2 separate regions of the Homo sapiens genome follow, and region 2 is linked to region 1. The links are chromatin loops, found by intact Hi-C in ENCODE. Cell type or tissue: A673. All regions are shown on one strand. Each heading gives the region's core, and the rest is flanking DNA. Links, peaks and the distances in the headings are about the cores only. Region 1 overlaps LOC102723370 (a long non-coding RNA gene). Region 2 overlaps LOC102723370 (a long non-coding RNA gene).

Region 1 (4,406 bases), core at 284-4,283:
TTTCTTAAGTATTAAGATCTTTGTTTTTAACTTATAAAATATCTAGTACAGTGATATAAAGGGGGTAGAGTAGAACCCCACACTTGAATTATTCAGTTTGTCAAATAAAGTTTTACTTAACTTCAAGGTTATGAAGAAATAAGAGGCAAATAATATGAAGAAAACTGTAAACATGACACTGAGGAGACAATGCTTGTTTCCCTCTTTGTTTCTGGGATTCTAAGGATTTCCCTAAGGAAATCAAATTTTCCTTTTTACCATTAAGCCTCATTTCAGAACTTGGGGTTTTGGCGGAAGTGGTTGTATAATTGTATTATCTAAAAAATAATGGTGCTGACTATATAATCCCTTAAAAGAATTTCTTTTTTAAAGAGTTAATATGAGGAATTTTCCTTAGAGGTTAAAAGAACTGAGAACTACATAATGAATTGCAGAGAGGAGTGTGGTGGAGAATTATAGTGTGCCTTGCTTCCAGAGACTAAATCCCAGTGAAAACTTCTGAGGAGACATGGCAAATAGTAGAGGGAGGAAGAAGTCATAAACAGCTTGCTGGATGAGGTGAGTTTTCACTGCTACAACATAAGATTAATTTGTAGAAGACTAGCTTTTCCAAGTGGCTACTTAAATTTCTGCTTCGATGTGTAATTGTAATTCAAAACTGAACATGGCCAAAATTAAATTCTTGCCTTACTTTGCTTTCAGAATGACTTCTCTTCTAATCTGCATTTGAACAAATGAAACAGCATAGCATCAGCCCAAAACCCAGCAGTTGCTTTACTTTATCTATTTTTCTCATGGCTGACTTCCAATTCATGGAAACCTCTTGTGATCTCTATCTTTAAAATACGTTGTGAATTTGACCACTACTCACCCTTTCTACTTGTTAACACATTAATCTACCAACTTCCCTCATCCAGATTATTACAATTCCTGAATTAACTTCTCTATTTCTATTATTTCTTCCTAAAGTCAATTTTCCAAATAAAATTTAAGGTCATCTTTTAAAAATGTACATACAAACAGTTCACTCTCCTGATCAGAACCATAATATGGACTAATAAGAAGAAAAGTACTCTAAGTTCTGAGACAGTTGTATATCACCTACCTTCTTAACTCTATGAAAATCTGTCTCGTTATTCTCTCCCCTCATTCACTGTGGTTCAGCCCTCTTCAACATCAGCCTTCTTGCTATTCTTTAAATGTAGAAGCTTATTCTTAGCCTAGGTCTTTGCCATGTTTTACTTCCTCTATAAGGTTCTCCTCTTCCTTAGATTTATTCATGTCTCTATTTCCTCTTAATAAAAGCCTTTATGTTAAGGTGGTCAGTTAAAACAGCAATAATCAATAATGTGAAACTTATATTTCTGGTCAAGATAGATTATCAGGAACTAGATTTATCTCCAAACAAAAACAATTTATAAAGTACACAAAATGTATAAAAAATGGCTTTCAAATTATTGGACATTAAGCAACAAAGGACAGTAGTTTATAAGATATGGAAAAAATGAGAGAAACTTTATAATTTCCATCGCTTAATGGCTCTGATGCATATAATTTGCATTAAAGGGTGGAGAACTTAGGCAAGTTCATTATACTCAGTGAGGCAAGAAGATGGAGCCAGCATTCTGTGGAAGCAAGGGTGGTGAGAGTTAACAGGATAAAGTGCCAGAGAGAAGAAAACTACACAGGCATAATGCCAGAGATCCCTACAGGGTCCTCTTCAAGTATTTAGTTAAGTACCAATCAGCACGTAAAACTACCCAAGGTCAGAGAAAGAACCCTCTGAAAAATTAGAAAGAACGACCAGCTCTTAACAAAATGCAGGAATAGAACCTGTTTTCAACAATCAGAGTAGAGGCCTCATAATTCACAAGAAATCAGTTAGACTACTAAAAATATCTTGCCTTAGTAGTAGAAAAATTTAAACCTTGAATAAAAGCTACTCTCCCCCTCCACACAAATCTTAAAAGCAAAACCCAGAAATGTGTTAAATAATATTTTCTGGAATACAAAAAATATTCAGCATTCCAAACAGGCAAAACTCACAAGGACTTGCCTCCAATAAAAAATTACCAGAAATGGCCTGTAATCCCAGCACTTTGGGAGGCAGAGGCGGACAGATCAAGAGGTCAGGAGATCGAGACCATCCTGGCTAACACGGTGAAACCCCGTCTCTACTAAAAATACAAAAAAAGAAAAAAGAAATTAGCTGGGCATGGTGGTGGGTGCCTGTAGTCCCAGTTACTTGGGAGGCTGAGGCAGGAGAACGGCGTGAACCTGGGAGGCGGAGCTTGCAGTGAGCCGAGATCGCACCACTGCACTCTAGCCTGGACGACAGTGACAGACTACGTCAAAAAAAAAAAAAAAAAAAAAAAAAAAAATACTAGAAGTGCAAAAAAGCAGTAAATTATGGCTCACAATAAGAAGAAATGTCAGTGGAAAGGTAACCAAAAATGACACAGATTATAGAATTAGTAGACAATGAAATTAAAACAGTTAAACAACTGTATCCCACATGTTCTTAAGCTAGAGAAAAGACTGAACATGATATAAGTAGAGACACAGAAAATAGGCTGGGCACGGTGGCTCATGCCTGTAATCCCAGCACTTTGGGAGGCCGAGGCAGGTGGATCATTTGAGGTCAGGCGTTTGAGACCAGCCTGACCAATATGATGAAACCCCATCTCTACTAAAAAATACAAAAATTAGCCAGACGTGGTGGTGTGTGCCTGTAGCCCCATCTACTGGGAAGGCTAAGACAGGAGAATCGCTTGAACCCAGGAGGCAGAGCTTGCAGTGAGCCGAGATAGTGCCACTGCACTCCAGCCTGGGCAACAGAGCGAGACTAGGTCTCAAAAAATAAAAAACAAAAGAGACATAGAAAATACATTGAAGAAACAAATCAAACTTCCAGGAATAGAAATTACAATGTTGGAGATACAATATACTAGATGGAATTAATGGCAGATTAGACATTGCAGAAAAAATATAACCTTTGAATATGAAGGCTTAACAATGGAAACTTTCCAAAATAAAACACACAGAGAAACAAGAATAAGGAAAAATAACCAGGGAAACAATAAGCAGTTGGACAACTTAAAGCAGTCTAACATGCTTTTAGTTGGAATTCTTGAAAGAGAAGAGATGGGAAAACAAACATAAAATTGTATGTGTGTTTGTATGTATGTGTATGTGTGTGTGTGTGACACAGTGGCAGAAAATTTTGCAAATTTGATGAAAGTTATAAAGTTATAGATCCAAGAAGCTCAATGAACCCTAAGCATAAGAAAAATGAAGATAACTATAGCAAGGAACATCATAATTATATCATATTTTTTAAAAATAATGATATAATTTTTAGGTAATCAAAGGAAAAAATAAACAGTTTGTATAAAGAAAAACAGAAAGATGGCAAATTTTTCATTGAAAACATTGCAAGTAAGGAGACAGTTAATCAATTTAAGTCAAAAATGAGGGAAAGAAGTCTTCTGTCAATAGCTCTATTTAACATACACTGAAGGTTCTATTTGGCACATTCAGTTAAGAAAAAGCAGTAACACATATCCAGGTAAGACAAGAAGTAAAACTGTCTTTATTTGCAGATAACATGACCGTCCATAGAAAAAAATGTGATTTAATCTACAAAAAGGCTACTAGAACAAATCAGTGAGTTTGACAATGTTGTAAGACGTAAGATTATTATGTAAAAAAATTTCTACTTCTATAAACTAGTAAAGAACAATTGAAAATTGTAATTATAAACTGTTATTTACAATAGCACCACAAATAAGAAATACTTAGGATAAATCTAGCAAAAGATGTGGTTGACCTATAAGCAGAAAACCATAAAAATTTGCTGAGAGAAATTATATTACTTAAATAAAAGGATAATACATATTGTTCATGGATAGCAAGACTTGATACTCTTGCAATGCTAATTTTCTCCTAATTGAACTACAAAGCCAATGTAATCCCAATCAAAATCAGAGTGGATTCTTTTGTAGAAACTGACAAGCTAATTCTATAATTCATATAGAAATGCAAAGAATATAGACTAGATTGCACAACTTTTAAAAAGAACAAAATTAAATAACTTATACTACAAGACTTTAAAACTTACCATAAAATTAATGTAATCAAGGTAATATATTAACATTAAGATACTTTGATTAAGGGAAGAGAATGGAGTTGAGAAACAGATTTATACATATATGATTAATTGGGTTTTGATAAGGTTACAGAGATAATTCTGTCAAAAAAAGTAATGTTTTCAACAAATGGTAATGAAAAATGTGGATACCCATATGCATAATTCTATGCTTCATATCATATACACAAATATATGTTATAAACCTAAATGTATAACCTAAAACTAATACTTCTAGAAGAAAACATACGAGAAAAAT
Region 2 (4,406 bases), core at 306-4,305, 120 kb before region 1:
GTCCCCAAATAAAATAAATAAGTTGTTGAGGTCAAGAACTATAACTATGTTTTCTCACTATGAAAGCACTTGCCTGAATTCTTGTTCTTAGCTTCATTTCAACAGGGAACAGATAACGTACAATTGAGAACTGGGCAGCAAAGGGCAAAAGGTATTTGGAGCAAAAAAGACACCAACAATTGTCTGAAGCCACAATGACTGCGGGACCCTGATGTGGTTTGGATGTGGTTTGTCTCTGCCAAAACTCATGTTACTGTCATGTTAATGTGTCATGCTAGTGAGGCAGCATTAGGAGATGGGAAATAGTGGGAGGTAGTTGGGTCATAAGAGCAGGACCTTCATGAGTAGATGAATGCCCTCCCACCAGGCGGAGTGAGCTCTCTCTCTTATGGGAATGGAATAGTTATGGTTCTACAAAAGGAATTCTTAGCCTCTCCCATAATGTAATCTCTTCATACACTCCCCAGTTTGGGCTTTCCACCATGAGTGGAAGCATCACGAGGTATGCACCAAATAGCTGTTCAATTCTGAACTTCTGGCCACCAGAATCATGAGCCAAATAAGTCTCTTTTTAAAATAAATTACCCAGCCTCAGGTATTTTGTCATAGCAAAACAGACTAAGAGAGTCCCGTTTTTGTCTTTATACATGGTATGGTATTCTGAGTGTACTAGTATCTTTTTGTTCTTGTTTACAATAATATTCTCCTCTTGCTTAATTGGCAAGTGGTTGGGACTGTTACATTGACTTGCAGAGAACCCACAGGAGGAAAAACAAATCTACATAGACTGAAGGGGAAAATACAGCTTATATTCTAAAATTTCATTCTGAACATGAATAGACAGTTCTATTGGAGCGACTGTCATTCTGTCCTAATCTCATATGTCTTTAGGTCATATCTCTCGGTTCCAATACCAACAGTAATTTTCCCCTAGTTTTAAGTGTGATTGTATACATATTTTGTAAATTCTTTATTATCATCACTCATTATTCAATCACTTTTCCCTAAACATTTCATTTTTGTAAACTGCTTTTATATCTTAATTGTTCCTTATGATGGAGATAATGGTATATTTAAGTTTTGATTTTAAGTTTCATATACTCCATAAATTATCATCTCAATACTCGATTTAATTGCCTGTTATTGTCATCATAATGTATGAATCAGCATTGTTATACCAGGGCCTATATGAGAGAGGAGAGAAAATAATCAAGGCACTACTTGGACTCAGAAATTTTGGCAGGGAAAAGGGTTAGATGTCTAATTTTTTAGAGTCAGGAATTCTAAGGTTAGAAAATACCAGAAGAACATGATAAGGGTTTTCTGATCTTCCTTTCCTGGATAAATTTGGGACTAGGCTGATAGGCTTAGACTGGGGTGCCAAACCCTGAGTTTAGGTCAGATATCAGGTAAGGTTGCCATTTGCACGCTGTGCAAACAATGTGGTGTTTGGAGTTGGCGAGCTGGAATTGGAAGCAGTGAGTATTAGAACAATGAAGATACAGGGGCAGTGAGTAGGGAGGACAAAAGGCAGATAAACAAGAGCTTGTGGAAAGGATGCTATCAATATTTTAAGCAGTTTTTACATCCTTCCATTCACTGAAGAAATCAGCTATGATAAACAGGTTATAGCCATAAGTCTTAAGCAGATGCAGAACAAATGTGATATCAGAAGCTCTAGAATGTTCTTTTATTTTCCCCAACTCCTCCTATTGGTGGTTGATGCCAGAAATCCTGCTGTTGATGGTGGGCAGAAATGATACCTATTTGATATATATCTGCTAACAGTGGGTTATCTATCCTGACTAAGTGATGTAGGGAAGCTGCAGAAAAATGGGAAGTGATGTAGGGAAGCTGCAGGTTATCTATCCTGACTAAGTGATGTAGGGAAGCTGCAGAAAAATGTCCAAATAGTCGACAAAAATAGGAAGGTTTTGAGTCACATAGGAGGGTCCACATTATGATGCCATGGAAGGCATGCACTATAAGAGCAGGTCAAGGTGACAAGCAGGAGGGCAATCTGGGCCAGCCCCTGGTCCAAGGATCTTGACCATAGTGAGCTGGCTCTTACGAGCTTCTTGTATAGTGATATGACACACCAGCTGCACTTTAAGACCAGGGAAGACAATGAACAGTACCAGATTGTGTAATATACTCTGCTAAAAACAAAACCTTCCAAAAGAGGTCACTATTAAGCTATGATTTGGTATGACAGCATTTCTCAGATCCTTTCTGAGAAGAAGCTTTGAGGAGAGAATACCTAAGAGGAAAAAGCATTCAGAGGGCTTCACACAGGCTTCACTAGAAATTCCCAAGGTAAAAAAGGGTATTTGAATGATAGGGTTCAGAAGGCAAAGAAAACCTGTATCTATTCACAATTTTTCTTAAATCAAGTAATTGTTTTTAAAGCAATGCTGCAGATTATGCCTGGTGCAGTGGAGTGGTTATGAAAAGATCTGTATTTAAATTCCTTGTATCCATGATCAGATAGATGCAGGATCTTCCCTGATAGGGATAACAACATCAAGCCCATATACTTCGTAGGATATTCAAAATATTCAAATGAGATTGAAGATGAGATTATTCAATTCAGCAAATAGTTCAAGTGGTAGAGAAATATAAAGGGATTATTATCACTTCTATAGCAACTCAAATTGTTCATTTGTTCAATTCATACCCTCCGAGTATCTCCATGTGTGAACAGTGAATAAGATAATTCTTTTCCCAAAGAAGCTAATTATATGATGATCACTATATGTAAACATCTTCCAAATTTTTCTCATCTACACACATACAAATCTCTATCATAATAACCTATTTTAAATTCAAATGTTTTAATGCATTGAAGACTTTCAGTAACCATTAATGAATTGTGTTGTACATTTTAATTTTTGTTTTAGCTAAAACAAATCTTATCAAAATTATACCAGAGAAATGCACAGTTAGTACTTATTTTAAGATATCATAAATAACTGATCAAACACTGGAAGCTGCCAACATTATTAACCTGGACCCCTGGAAGCATGAGGGAAAGTGCAAAGGCAATTGCAAAAATTGAAAACTAGAACTTTGATTCAAAGGCAGCTTCTGAGAACAACTGGAATCTCAAGTGAAGGACAACTTGGACTATGTATTTGAACAAATGACACCCCCATGAGCAACAATTTTGAAAATCAATCTTAGAAAAGATTGCAGTGTGATATATGGAAATCAACTTTAGTTGTATCTCATCCTTGGATTGTGGTACCAAGGGAGGTACAGAAAGTAAGCTGTCCTCTTTACCGGCTTGTCAGATCTCACTGTATTTATGCATCCAGGCCTTTTGCTATTTTGAGCTGTGAAAGGCAAGAGCCACCCAGGCTGGTCTTTAGTTCCTAGATTGAGCAGACACTTCTGACAAGGAGAAAAATCTCACTGTTCACTTGAAGCAGTGCCTATTATAGCCTCATTTTTTTTCCCTGAGAGTTTCTCTCACTAAGAGCATTGCTACTCTTATCCTATGACCTACAGAAACTGAGGAGGTGATGGGGCAGTCCCCTCATCCCTTTCCAAATGCTGACCCAGTCACCCAGGTCAATGAGGTAAAATGTAAAGTATAAACACTTCTATGCCAACTTCCCCTGTGAATTAAAGCCACTCTTTGGTCAAGAGGTTAGGTTATAAGTTCATCATGATGGAAGCACTTCTTGTGCTGTTATTATATTCTAGAATGATCAGGAGGCAACATCATAACGAAGTCCATAAAGCATGGACTTCGATACCATATGCATTTCAGGTTTTGAGTCTCTTCTACTCTCCCTTCTGAATGCATCTGCTTAACAACCTTATGATCTTTGTGAATATACTTACCCTTTCTAAAACTTTGATTTTTTTTTTATCTGTGAAGTGGAAATAATAACAACTACCCTGTGGATATGTTAAGTACTGGAAGTATCTTGCAAATAGAATACTGTCACCCCCTACCAAAATCCATCTTTCACACTTCAACAAGAGATCTTTTTCAAGTCTAGCAAATGGTCCCTCACTGTTCTCAGGATTAAACACTAACTCATCAGTGAGGCTGACAACGCCTCTGCATGGTTTGAGCAATGCTTGCTTCTCCAATTTTACCAAGCACACCTCTCCCCAACACCGTTATCCAGCTATTTTTAATTGGATCCTCTAACATACTTTGTCTTTAGGTGTTTACAGGTCTAAATTCCTGCCAGTCCCTGTCTCAATTACTTCTTTATTAAATTACATTTGTACTCATCTTTCTGGCTTTACCAGTTTTTCTTGTAATTCTTTTTTGACTATTCCAAAAATCTGAGTTAGGTGCTCCTCCCACAGATCTTCCCGTATCATAGCACTGACTGTACTGATCATAACTGCCTGTAAACTTGCCTGTTTTCACCTAATTACCTATG

What was found. Peaks named below come from ENCODE experiments on the same cell type or tissue, not always from the same donor. Only the 100,000 strongest peaks of a DNase experiment are listed, where the experiment ranks them.
Region 2: it touches region 1 in a loop (2.1-fold over the local background); 1 of 110 quality-filtered maps calls a loop at or near these places.

What each region holds. Positions count from the first base shown.
Region 1 is chr11:21,870,146-21,874,551 of GRCh38, reverse strand. All of the region lies in intron 2 of LOC102723370 (a long non-coding RNA gene), which reads right to left. Among named protein-coding and RNA genes, the nearest start is that of ANO5, 320 kb to the left of the region's middle. In A673, for the core only: a CTCF peak has its summit at 2,752 (motif pointing left); DNase peaks (open chromatin) are centred at 411, 1,651 and 2,751; H3K4me3 peaks cover 1,104 bases; H3K27ac peaks cover 2,462 bases.
Region 2 is chr11:21,986,429-21,990,834 of GRCh38, reverse strand. The region is part of intron 3 of LOC102723370 (a long non-coding RNA gene); the gene reads right to left. Among named protein-coding and RNA genes, the nearest start is that of ANO5, 200 kb to the left of the region's middle. In A673, for the core only: a CTCF peak has its summit at 2,183 (motif pointing right); a DNase peak (open chromatin) is centred at 2,184.